2 separate regions of the Homo sapiens genome follow, and region 2 is linked to region 1. Evidence: read pairs that join two places in POLR2A ChIA-PET (ENCODE). Cell type or tissue: IMR-90. All regions are shown on one strand. Links, peaks and the distances in the headings refer to the core of each region. The heading gives the core; the rest is flanking DNA. Region 1 has its middle 33 kb from the start of PWWP2A. Region 2 holds the start of LOC105377691 (a long non-coding RNA gene).

The links. Peaks named below come from ENCODE experiments on the same cell type or tissue, not always from the same donor. Only the 100,000 strongest peaks of a DNase experiment are listed, where the experiment ranks them.
Region 2: POLR2A ChIA-PET joins it to region 1 with 5 read pairs; 5 of 35 experiments call an interaction of 5 or more read pairs at or near these places.

The regions. Positions count from the first base shown.
Region 1 is chr5:160,083,908-160,089,286 of GRCh38, forward strand. It overlaps a transcript of PWWP2A not described here. Among named protein-coding and RNA genes, the nearest start is that of PWWP2A, 33 kb to the right of the region's middle. RefSeq lists a silencer at 2,607-2,774. In IMR-90, for the core only: no CTCF peak of the experiment used is centred there; no DNase peak of the experiment used is centred there.
Region 2 is chr5:160,265,919-160,271,297 of GRCh38, forward strand. The region is part of intron 3 of CCNJL (cyclin J like); the gene reads right to left. LOC105377691 (a long non-coding RNA gene) reads left to right here and starts at 2,348. Exons shown (of 3, transcript XR_007059027.1): 1 at 2,348-2,436; 2 at 3,007-3,150; 3 at 4,836-5,147. In IMR-90, for the core only: no CTCF peak of the experiment used is centred there; a DNase peak (open chromatin) is centred at 3,263; H3K27ac peaks cover 263 bases.

The DNA of each region.
Region 1 (5,379 bases), core at 82-5,081:
ATCCTCATGACCTTCGATTCAGTTAACCTCTGCAAATGCCTATTAAAACTAGTGAGTCCATGCTACTTCCAGAGACTTGTGAATAATCATGCTATGATTTCTCAAAATTTTCAGGTACAAATAACATTGTTATATTTCCATTTATACTGAGTATATGTTGCAGAATGATAGTATCGAAAGCTACCAGAATTTACCGTGCAACACAAAGTGACTGCAGTGGTAGTAATGATGGCAAGTATTTATACAGCCTCATGCAAGACATTTTTTTTATTGCTTTAAATATTCTTTTAAATTCTCACAATTATCTTATGAGGAGATACTATTATTCTCCTTATTTCACATGTGATGATATTGGGAGTAACCTGCCTAAGATCACATAGTGTGTAAGTGGCTGATCAAAGTCAGGCTTTGAATCCAGCAAATCTGGCTCAAGAGCTTGTACTTTGAGCCATGTGCCTGAAAAGTGAAAGGGAATGGTTCTTTGCTCAATAAAAGCCTGCTATTAAGCACTACTGTTGCAAAAATCTTTTTTGTGTTTTGAGACAGGGTCTCACTCTGTCGCCCAAGCTGGAGTGCAGTGGCAGGATGATGGCTAACAGCAGCCTCAGCCTCCCAGGCTAAAGTGGTCCTCCCACCTCAGCCTCCCAAGTAGCTGGGACTACAGGCGTGCACCACCGAGCCCACCTTATTTTTTTGTATTTTTTGTAGAGACAGAGTTTCACCATGTTGCCGAAGCTGGTCTCAAACTCCTGGACTCAAATGATGCTCCTGCCTCGGTCTCCCAAAGTACTAGGATTATAGGCATGAGCCAAGGCACCTGGTCCTAAAAATGTTAATGAATGCTTAAACTCACCTGCATCACTGGCAAGTTATATATATATACTCCTAAGTATCCATTTCTTTCTTTTACACTCAACTCGATGACACTTTCACATTACAAAAAATTTTTCCACAGGCAATAAAAAAATTCTATCATATTTTACCTGACATCCCTAGGCTTTTTCAACAGCTTTTAAGTGAATCTAAATGAGGGACACTGAAGGGTACAAAATTACCTTAAATAGTAAAAAAAAAAAGAAAAAGAAAAACAAGAAGCCCTTGCTAACACCTGATATGCATTTTATTTATTTATTTATTTAGAGATGGAGTTTCACTCTGTTACCCAGGCTGGAGTGTGGTGGCACAATCTTGGCTCACTGCAACCTCTGCCTCCTGGGTTCAAGTGATTCTCCTGCCTCAGCCTCCCGAGTAGCTGGGACTACAGGCACCCACCACCATGCCCAGCTAATTTTTGTATTTTTAGTACAGACAGGGTAATCCAAACAGTACAGTACAGTAGAGACTGTAATCCAAGGTGCTAGGATTACAGGCATGAGCCACTGCACTCGGTCCCTGATATGCATTATAATTACAAGGTTTTTATTTGAGAAGAGGAAAAAAGTGTGATCATAACAGTCTAACACTTCAGCTATGAAGTATTTGGCTTTTCCTTGTAGATATTGACAACCAGGATAGAAAAAGTTATGAGAAGTTTTAATGATGGTTTCTGGTTAAGACTCAGATTTCCAAGTCAGTATAAGCAAGTAACTGTCACATTCTTTTTTTTTTTTTTTTTTTGAGATGGAGTCTCGCTCTGTCACCCAGGCTGGAGTGTAATGGCGCGATCTCGGCTCACTGCAACCTCTGCCTCCCGGGTTCAAGCAATTCTCTTGCCTCAGCCTACTGAGTAGCTGGGATTACAGGTGCGTGCCAGCATGCCCATCTAATTTTTGTATTTTTAATAGAGACGGGGTTTCACCACGTTGGTCATGCTGGTCTTGAACTCCTCACCTCATGATCCGCCCGCCTTGGCCTCCCAAAGTGCTGGGATTACAGGTGTGAGCCAACACGCCCGGCTGTCACATGTCATATTCTTTTTTTTTTTGTTTTGAGATGGAGTCTCACTCTGTCATCCAGGCTGGAATGCAGCGGCACAATCCTGGCTCACTGCAACCTCTGCCTACTGGGTTCACGGCATTCTACTACCTCAGCCTCCTGAGCAGCTGGGACTACAGGTGCCCACCACCACGCCCAGCTCATTTTTGTATTTTTAATAGAGACGGGGTTTCACCATGTTGGCCACGCTGGCCTTGAACTCCTTAACTCAGGTGATCCGCCTGCCTCAGCCTCCCAAAGTGCTGGGATTACAGAAGTGGGCCATCGCGCCCGGCCTTTATAACTGTCACATTCTTATGACACAAAGAAACTTCCATATTTAAATAATGACTGTTCTCAACTTCTTTTTAATGATACTTTACAAAATATCAGAAATGTGAAGAAAAAATATTTAGCTGGGCACAGTGGCTCATACCTGTAACCCCACCACTTTGGGAGGCTGAGGCAGAAGTTATTGCTTGAGCCCAGGAGTTCAAGACCAGCCTGGGCAACATAGTGTGACCCTGTCTCTATAAATAATTTTTTAAAATTGGTCAGGTGTGATGGTATGTGTCTGTGGCCCCAACTATGAGGCTGAGGCAGGAGAATCGCCTGAGCCCAGGAGGTCAAGGCTGCAGTGAGTCATGATTATACCCCTACAGTCTAGCTTGGGCGAGACTGAGACCTTGTCTCTAAATAAATAAATATATATATATATACACACATTTTTTTTAATTCACCTTTAAACCAAGTTTGCTATTGGTGTGTTTTTAACATCAAGGCTTTATGGGCCAGGCGCAGTGGCTCACGCCTATAATCCCAGCACTTTGGGAGGCCGAGGCGGGTGGATCACCTGAGGTCAGAAGTTGAGACCAGCATGGCCAACATGGTGGAACCCCATCTTCCTGCCTCAGCCTCTGGAGTAGCTGGGACTATAGGCATGAACCACCATGTTCAGCCTCATAAATAATTTGTCAATTGTGAATATGGAAGTCATTTAAATTAGTAATGGAATTAAACTACTTTCCAAGTTTTACATACCATCACACTTTTTGTCATATTTTAATAATATGTATACCATTTTTTGAAATTTACTTGCTTTTTCCACTTTTTATGTCAGTACAGTTAATGGAAAACAAATATGCCTTGATATAAAAGTTTATGTTACTGGAAGGGAACAGTTTTAACCAAAACCAACTAACTTCTAGGTAAGTGCAGTCACACTAATTCACCTAAAAATTTGGCAGTTACAGTTCTTAAAAATGGAGACACTGGCCGAGCACGGTGGCTCATGCCTATAATCCTAGCACTTTGTTGGGGGCCAAGACGAGAGGATCACTTGAGCCCAGGAGTTTGATAGCAGCCTGGGCAACAAAGGGAGACTTTGTCTCTACTAAACATTTTTTAAAAATTAGCCAGGCATGGTGACATACACCAGTAGTCCCAGCTATGGTAGGGGCAGGGGGCTTGAGGTGGGAGAACTGCTTGACCCCAGGAAGTCTAGGCTGTGATCTCGCCACTGCATTCCAGCCTGGGTGACAGAGTGTGACCCTATCTCAAAAAAAAAAAAAAAAAAGGAGGGGCTGGGGCACCAATTAGCATTGTAAGCTACAGTTATTTCCTTGTATAGGACTACAGGTTGATCAGGAAGGAATCCTGGAAGTGGGGTAATGCCAGCAGCATATTCCAATCACACCACTGACCAAGAAAAACACTCTTGTAACTTAATTTCCAACACCTTCTAGCAAGTGCCATCCTAATTTAAAAAATTTCTATCAAAACTAAATTACAGATGGAAGGTGGTGATGGTTGAACAACACTGTGAATGTATTTAATGCCACAGAACTGTATAATTAAAAATGATTAAGATGATAAATTTTACATCTATTTAACTACAATTTTTTAAATACCACACAAAAAAATCACAGTGCTCCATTAATATAACAAGGAGAAAGTGATTTCCATACATGCCACAAGGAAAGGAAAACAAAAATCCTGTTTGGATCTATAAACGTTAGGTCTCTTACTTGAGTAAAGATAAGACAAAGAGTTGTTTATCTTATATTAGTGTCAATTATCCATGGTAAAGACACCAAAATACCCTGGAAAACTAAAAATATACAGATCAGCTATATCACTGTGACTTTAAACTTCCTATTCCTTCGTTCAAAAATAGCACAACAAAGCATATTACTATTAGCTAATGCTTTCATTTTTTAATCCTGTTCTTTTGTTGAATGAAGGAATACAGTAAATCTACACAAACTGTAAATTTGGAATATGAAGGGCCTATTAACTAAATCAGAACCAGGTAAAAGTAACTAATGCACACTCGCCATTTTATTTTCTCCTCGAAATTGGCATGGCATCCTATTTCTGAATTCCCTTATGTCCGGCATGTTTTTTGTTTTGTTTTGTTTTTTGGGAGAGTCTCACTCTGTCACCCAGGCTGGAGTGCAACCTCCGCCTCCCGGGTTCAAGCAATTCTCCTGACTCAGCCTCTCGAGTTCAAGCAATTCTCCTGACTCAGCCTCTCGAGTAGCTGGGATTACAGGCGTATGCCACCATGCGCAGCTAATTTTTGTGTTTTTAGAAGAGACAGGGTTTAATAGAGACGGGGGTTTCGCCATGTTGGCCAGGCTGGTCTCGAACTCCTGACCTCAGGTGATCCACCTGCCTCAGCCTCCCTAAGTGCTGGGATTACAGGCATGAGCTACCGTGCCCAGCCATATCCGGCATTTTTTAAGAGATTGTTTTAATAGCTGTAATATAAGAAGAATACCAAAACAAAAACTAAATTTGCCCCAACTTAGAAACTGAGTCTTCATTCTCTCTGGAAAATTCCCTATTGGAGGCCATCACTAGGCACAAATTCCTGAATCAAAACATTAATTTTTCTAGACATTTGCCCATCTCTTTGGCTGTAAGTACTAATAAAAGTGAAAGCATGCAGCACAAACCATAGAAAATTAACAACTTAAAAGGGAAAACCTAATTTTAGATACAAATTATAGACTTAAGGTATTTCCAATTCCCAATTCAGTTATTCTAGACTTGTGACCTTTTAAACATAAGCAATTTTTAGAAAAGTACAACCTGCTTAAATAGGAGTGTAACTCAATTTAATATGTTGCAATTTAGATACTCAGGCTCACTAGTGAAGATATATTCATTTTGTTGATTTTAGTATCAGTTCCCTGTTCTTTGCCTCCAGTCTGTTTTCACATCAAAATTCCTGCCTATTCAACTTAGTACTAATCTACAATTACTATTTACAGATTTTTTTCCCCATCAAAACCATCTAGGGACACACCACCACGTTATGCAAAAAGGCTCCAGACTAGTGAATCCCAGTTTCTCTATCACACTGATATATAGGGTTTTTTTTCAGAGCCAGGGTCTCACTCTTGCCCAGACCAGAGTGCAGTGGTGTGATCATAGCTCACTGCAGCCTCCAACTCCTGA
Region 2 (5,379 bases), core at 184-5,183, 180 kb after region 1:
CTTCCACAAGAATGGCCGCTCTCCTATTAAAAAATCTCTTCCTCATTTTATCTGAGAATGAGAACCAGACTTTTATCAGAAGTTGAGATCCCATAGCTATCCCCATGCCCCTCCAGCAGCCACCAGCCTACCCTGCAGGTGCTGATGATAAAGGAAAGATGGTGCTGGCGGGTCAGAGGGATCAAGGACCGCCCAGTGGTACCCAGGCCTTGCCTTTTCCCAGGTGGGGCCTGACATCTATCTTCCCAGGTGCATGTGGGCAGTGCTACGCAGTCAGGTGGCAGGGACAGAAGAGGAAAGAGAAAGCTCTGGCTGAAAGGGCTTTTTCCCAGCTTTGCAGCCTTTGCTGGCAAGGGAGGCCAGTGTCCCAGGGGTGGAAGCCCACGCAGGGCCAGGCTCAATAGAGACCTTTCTGATGCTAATGCTTTTTTCTCTCAGATTCTTCCTTCCTGGAGTGGAGAAAAGTAGCCCCAGAAAAGGCAGAACTTCTACCAGCTTTATTTATGGCCTTGGAGCCGGTGTGACCAGGGACAGCCAGGATTCTGGGGGAGGTCCCCACCAGAAACAGGCAGGAATGTCCTGGAGCAGGGGCAGGGCAGGGGCTCAAGTGCCAGTTTCCCATCCTCACTCCTGGTATCATTTGTGTGATCTTGGGCAATCACCTGGAAACCCACACCTCATAGGGCAGTAGGGAGGGTGCAAGGAGTGTCCCAGGTAACATGACGGGCATGTGGGAGGTGCTCTATAAATGGTAGCAGCTGCTGTATTATTTATTGAACATGGTATTCTTTGCACTCCAGACCCGGGATCTTCTCAAGTCCTGTTATCTAGAAATATTTTCTTACAGGTTCTGAAAAAGGGGCTGAAAAAGGCCCAACAAAAGGCTCCCCTACCCTTACCCGACTCCACAGTCAACACTGTGCTGGAATGCATGGAGTGGACTGGAGTCGTTACAGCTTCCTTTCCCCAGGACTGTGACCTTGAACTCTGGCCTCCTGCTGGTGATTTCAAGGCTCACAGTCCGGGAGGAAGAAAGGGGAGTGAGTGTTGCGTCCAAGGCCTTTCCCAGATGTCCCCCTCCCCCAGGGTGAGACTTTTCCCAGGTAACCCAGTTGGGTTGCAAGAGGCAGAGAATCCACTGGGTAGCAAGAGGCAGAGAATCCACACACCAGGATGTGAGCTCTGGGAGGGCGGGGAGCTTCGTTTGGCATTTGGTTCTCTGCTGCATCCCGAGGCCCAACGCACAGCAGGCATCAAATGTGCTGGCAGACCCTGGACCACACATCTATTTACTGCAGGGTTGGGTGGGCTAGGGGGTCTGTGAACTGTGCTTGCTGTGCCCTTAACAGATGCTCTCAGCTGATTCTGGCAACGACCCTGGGAGGTTGGGGGTGTTTCCCACATGGAAACAGAAGCTCAGAAAGGTTGAGTTACCCCGATCTCCCAGCTGATAAGGGACAAAGCAGCATTTAAAAGTCTGTCTGCTCCATGAGGGTAGGGAACAAATCTGTCTTGCAGAACACCACAGATCCTGTTCACCTAGCACAGCCTCTAGCATAAAATTAATAATAGCTTTTGTGTATTTTAAAAAATGAATGAATAAATGATTCCAAAGTCCCGAGCTTTTTACATCATAAGCAGGAAACCTTATATACAGTCACAAGGCCCCCTGCAATCCTATAAGCTCCATAATAAGTGTATCTATCTGGGTGGAGGAACTTCCATGGATGTGTCAGGCTAGTTTCAGCTTCACCCCATCTAACCGCCCTGTTCTCCACAAATACTCTTAATTTTGAAAAAATTTTTAAAAATTGTTTACTTGTTGAAGAGATAGTGTCTCACTATGTTGCCCAGGCTGGTCTTGAACTCCTGGGCTCAAGTGATCTTCCTGCTTCGGCTTCCCAAAGTGCTGGGATTACAGGCATGCACCACCATGCTTGGCCCTTCCACAAATTCTCTTGACTTCAATCTCTCCTTTGCTTACGCTACTTAGCAATTTAATTCCAGAGCCTTTCCACTAAAGAGCTATATGATCAACAGGACTTAGTTTTTTCTTCCAATGATAGCATTTAAGTCAAAGGAGTGGCTCTCTAACAGGAAACTTTTTGTACTAAAGGTGCTCCCCAGCCTGACTTTTTTTAAAAAACAGAAACTCTCTTTGACTTCTTGCAGTTATTGAAGGCAAGAAAGGTGCTTCCTACTCTTGGCAAAAAAAGGCACTGCTCATACGCCCAGCAGACAAGCGTCTTTCTGAGGAACCAGGGGAGACAGATTTTGAGCAATTGATGGAGAGGGTGTGAAACTACTCTGAGGGCACCATGCTCTGGCAGGCTGTTTTTACTGTGTAAGGCAGTGCAGCGGGCAGTGCCCACACTCTGATGATGACTGTCCTGGATTCTACGGAGTGGCAGCCGCTTACTAGCCATGTGGTCTGGGGTAAGTCACAACTTCTTGGACCTGTGTTTCCTCATCTGTGAAATGGGAAGAAGACAAGTAGATAGAATTGTGGTGAGGGTGACATGATGGCTTAGTGTGCTTAGAACAGCACCCTTTGTAAACTTGTGCTCAATTCAGAGCCAGCCCTGTAATGACAGTCACAGCTACAATGACAGTGGTTTGGTTTCTGGATGAGATTTGGTGTAGGGGAGAGAGAAAGCCAGGGACAAAGCAAGAAAACCCTTCATCTGTAAGAGGGTGCTTCAGTGGTGCTCAAGGAAGGGAGAAAGCTGAGAGGACCACAGGGGTTGGAGGCCAGGTAGCCTCCCCTTAAGTCCCCTTAAGGACCTGCTGTAGCTGCATCCAAGATCTCTGGCCCATTTCTGATCCTGTAGTTAGGAAACATCCTGGAGAAACAGGCCTCCAACACCAGCCATTCCTGGGCTTCCAAAGTCCGCTGGGTAGACCTGGTGTGAAGGTGGATCTGGGTACCCTGCCTGGCTGAGCTTCCTTTCTCCCTCAGGAAATCAAGAAAAAGCTCTCTTCTTCTCCTTCCTCTCTCAAGAGCAGGGCTGCATCTCCAGTCTCTGGCACAGAGGCCTTGATAAATAATCAACGAATGGATGGAAGGACGGATGGATGAAAGAATGAAAGCAAGCCCATTTCTGACAGGCTGAATCAATTCCTGAGCCCAGTTTTAAAAAGAGACCAGAGGTGAGGTTGTGGGTGGTTGTTTTCTTTAGGAGGAAATTGTGAAAATGCCTTCTAGGTCAGAGGTGGCATTCGGCCAGCTGGGTCACCCACGGGCTTCCCTTCTTGCTGGGAGGACTTCCCTGTGTCAGGAAGGAGAAACTGCTGTGATGACATCACACTGCGGCCTCAGGCAACCCCTGGTTCCTTTGTGCTCCGCTTTACACGTGACCCAAATAAGTGTCACTGACTGAAAGCAGGGCCTGCGGGGTGGGGGCCATTTGTCACCCGAATAGCTGGCATCTGGGGCCTGCATCCCACAAGTGCTTCTGTCCTCGTACGGAGGATAGGAGTTATCTCCTGTCACGAAAGAAGGTTTCGGTGTCACTGCTTTAAAGAAAGCTCACTCCTAACTCACCAGGGGCTGCCTCTGGCCCAGGTCTGACGGCACTGCTGCGCTGAACGTGTGGGCACTGGGGACCCTGATCCTTTGTTCCGACCTATGCGGGGAACAGGGAGAAGGAAAAGGAGAGGCCATCTTGGGTACCGCCCTTGTGGTTCAGAGGGGAGATGCTTCCAGATACAAGAGCTGGTCCTGAGGGCTGATGTTTTCATCGGGGTCAGCACAAATGCTGCTCTGCTGGCTCAGAAGGAAGTGTGCCCAGGAGTCTCCCAGCAATCTCTCCGCGTTCTGACCTGAATCTTCCTGGCACAGCCAAGGAAGGACGTGGTCTGGCTGTACAACTAGGGCCATAGTTGTACAGTGGCTGAGAACCACTGAGTCAACCCCAAGGTGACAACCTGTGTCCCCATTACTAGGCACATCCGAGCTGTATGCTTTTAGGGAAGTGTCCTAACTTACTGGGCCTCGGATTCTTCCTCTGATACTTGCGGAAAATACAACTACAGCCTACCTTATAGAATTGTTTTGAGGATTAAATTAGTAAATCTGTGTAAAAAATTCAGAACACTGTGTGACATATAGGCTGGGCACAGTGACTCATGCCTATAATCCCAGCACTTTGGGAGGCCGAGGCTGGTGGACTGCTTGAGCACACAAGTTAGAGACCAGCCTGGGCAACATGGCAAAACCTTGTCTCTACCAAAAAAAAAAAAAGTCTGGGCGCAGTGGCTCACGCCTGTAATCCCAGCACTTTGGGAGGCCGGGGCGGGCAGATCACTTGAGGCCAGGAGTTCAAGACCAGCCTGACCAATATGGTGAAACCCTGTCTCTACTAAAAATACAAAAATTAGCTGGGTGAGGTGGTGGGAACCTGTAATCTCAGCTACTCAGGAGGCTGTGGCAGGAGAATCATTTGAACCTGGGAGGCGGAGGTTGCGGTGAGCCGAAATTGCGCCACTGCACACCAGCCTGGGTGACAGAGCAAAATGGTGTCTCGAAAAAAAAAAAAATTAGCAGGGCCTGGTGGTATGGACGCGCCTGTGGTCCCAGGTACTGGGAGGCTGAGGTGCAGGGAGCCGTGATCATGCTACTGTACTCCAGCCTGAGTGACAGAGTGAGATCCTGCCTCAAAAAGATAAATAAAAATAAACAAACACTCAATAAACATTAACGATCCCATCACCACTGAGGCTAGGATTTACCCTCCACCCGCAGGTTCCGATTATAGAAAAGAGAAATGTAGTGAGATTACAAGTGATTTTTATTTTGTTATTTTTATTTTTTCCCATCTTCTGGTTTTCTACAGGAACAAATATTACTCTCCTGCTGATAAAAACACTTTAAACTCCTCAGAAGGCAAGACTCTGCTGCTGGGAATCTAGAAGCCAGAGCTAGCAGAATAACTGCCAGAGAACATTCCAGAACGTAGGTCTGCTCCAGTCCAAGAATATCTCGGCATGAACCTGTTTTACAAGTACCTACAAGTCGGGAGGCATCAGACTTTCCTAGAAAAGTCCCAGAAACCTCACTATGTCGGTGACAAAGAGAGACTTTTCCTGTCTAGACACCACAATGCTTGTAATTAAAATTAAGATTTAGGAGGTGGAGGGAGGCAACACACACTCCTTGAAGACAATCTCAAAAATCCAGGTAAATGCTCCACACATAAAAATAATCTCTAATCTTAGCACCAAGGGATAGAATAGGCCAACATATCTCGTTCGAGTCTGAAACGGATTTCAAAATCAACCAAAGCTGCCCTGCCAGTGCTAGCTATCACAACTGACAATACTGACAGGTAAGTGCTTGGGTGGTGAGGGGTGGGCTGCTGCGATCAGGGGCTCCTGAAC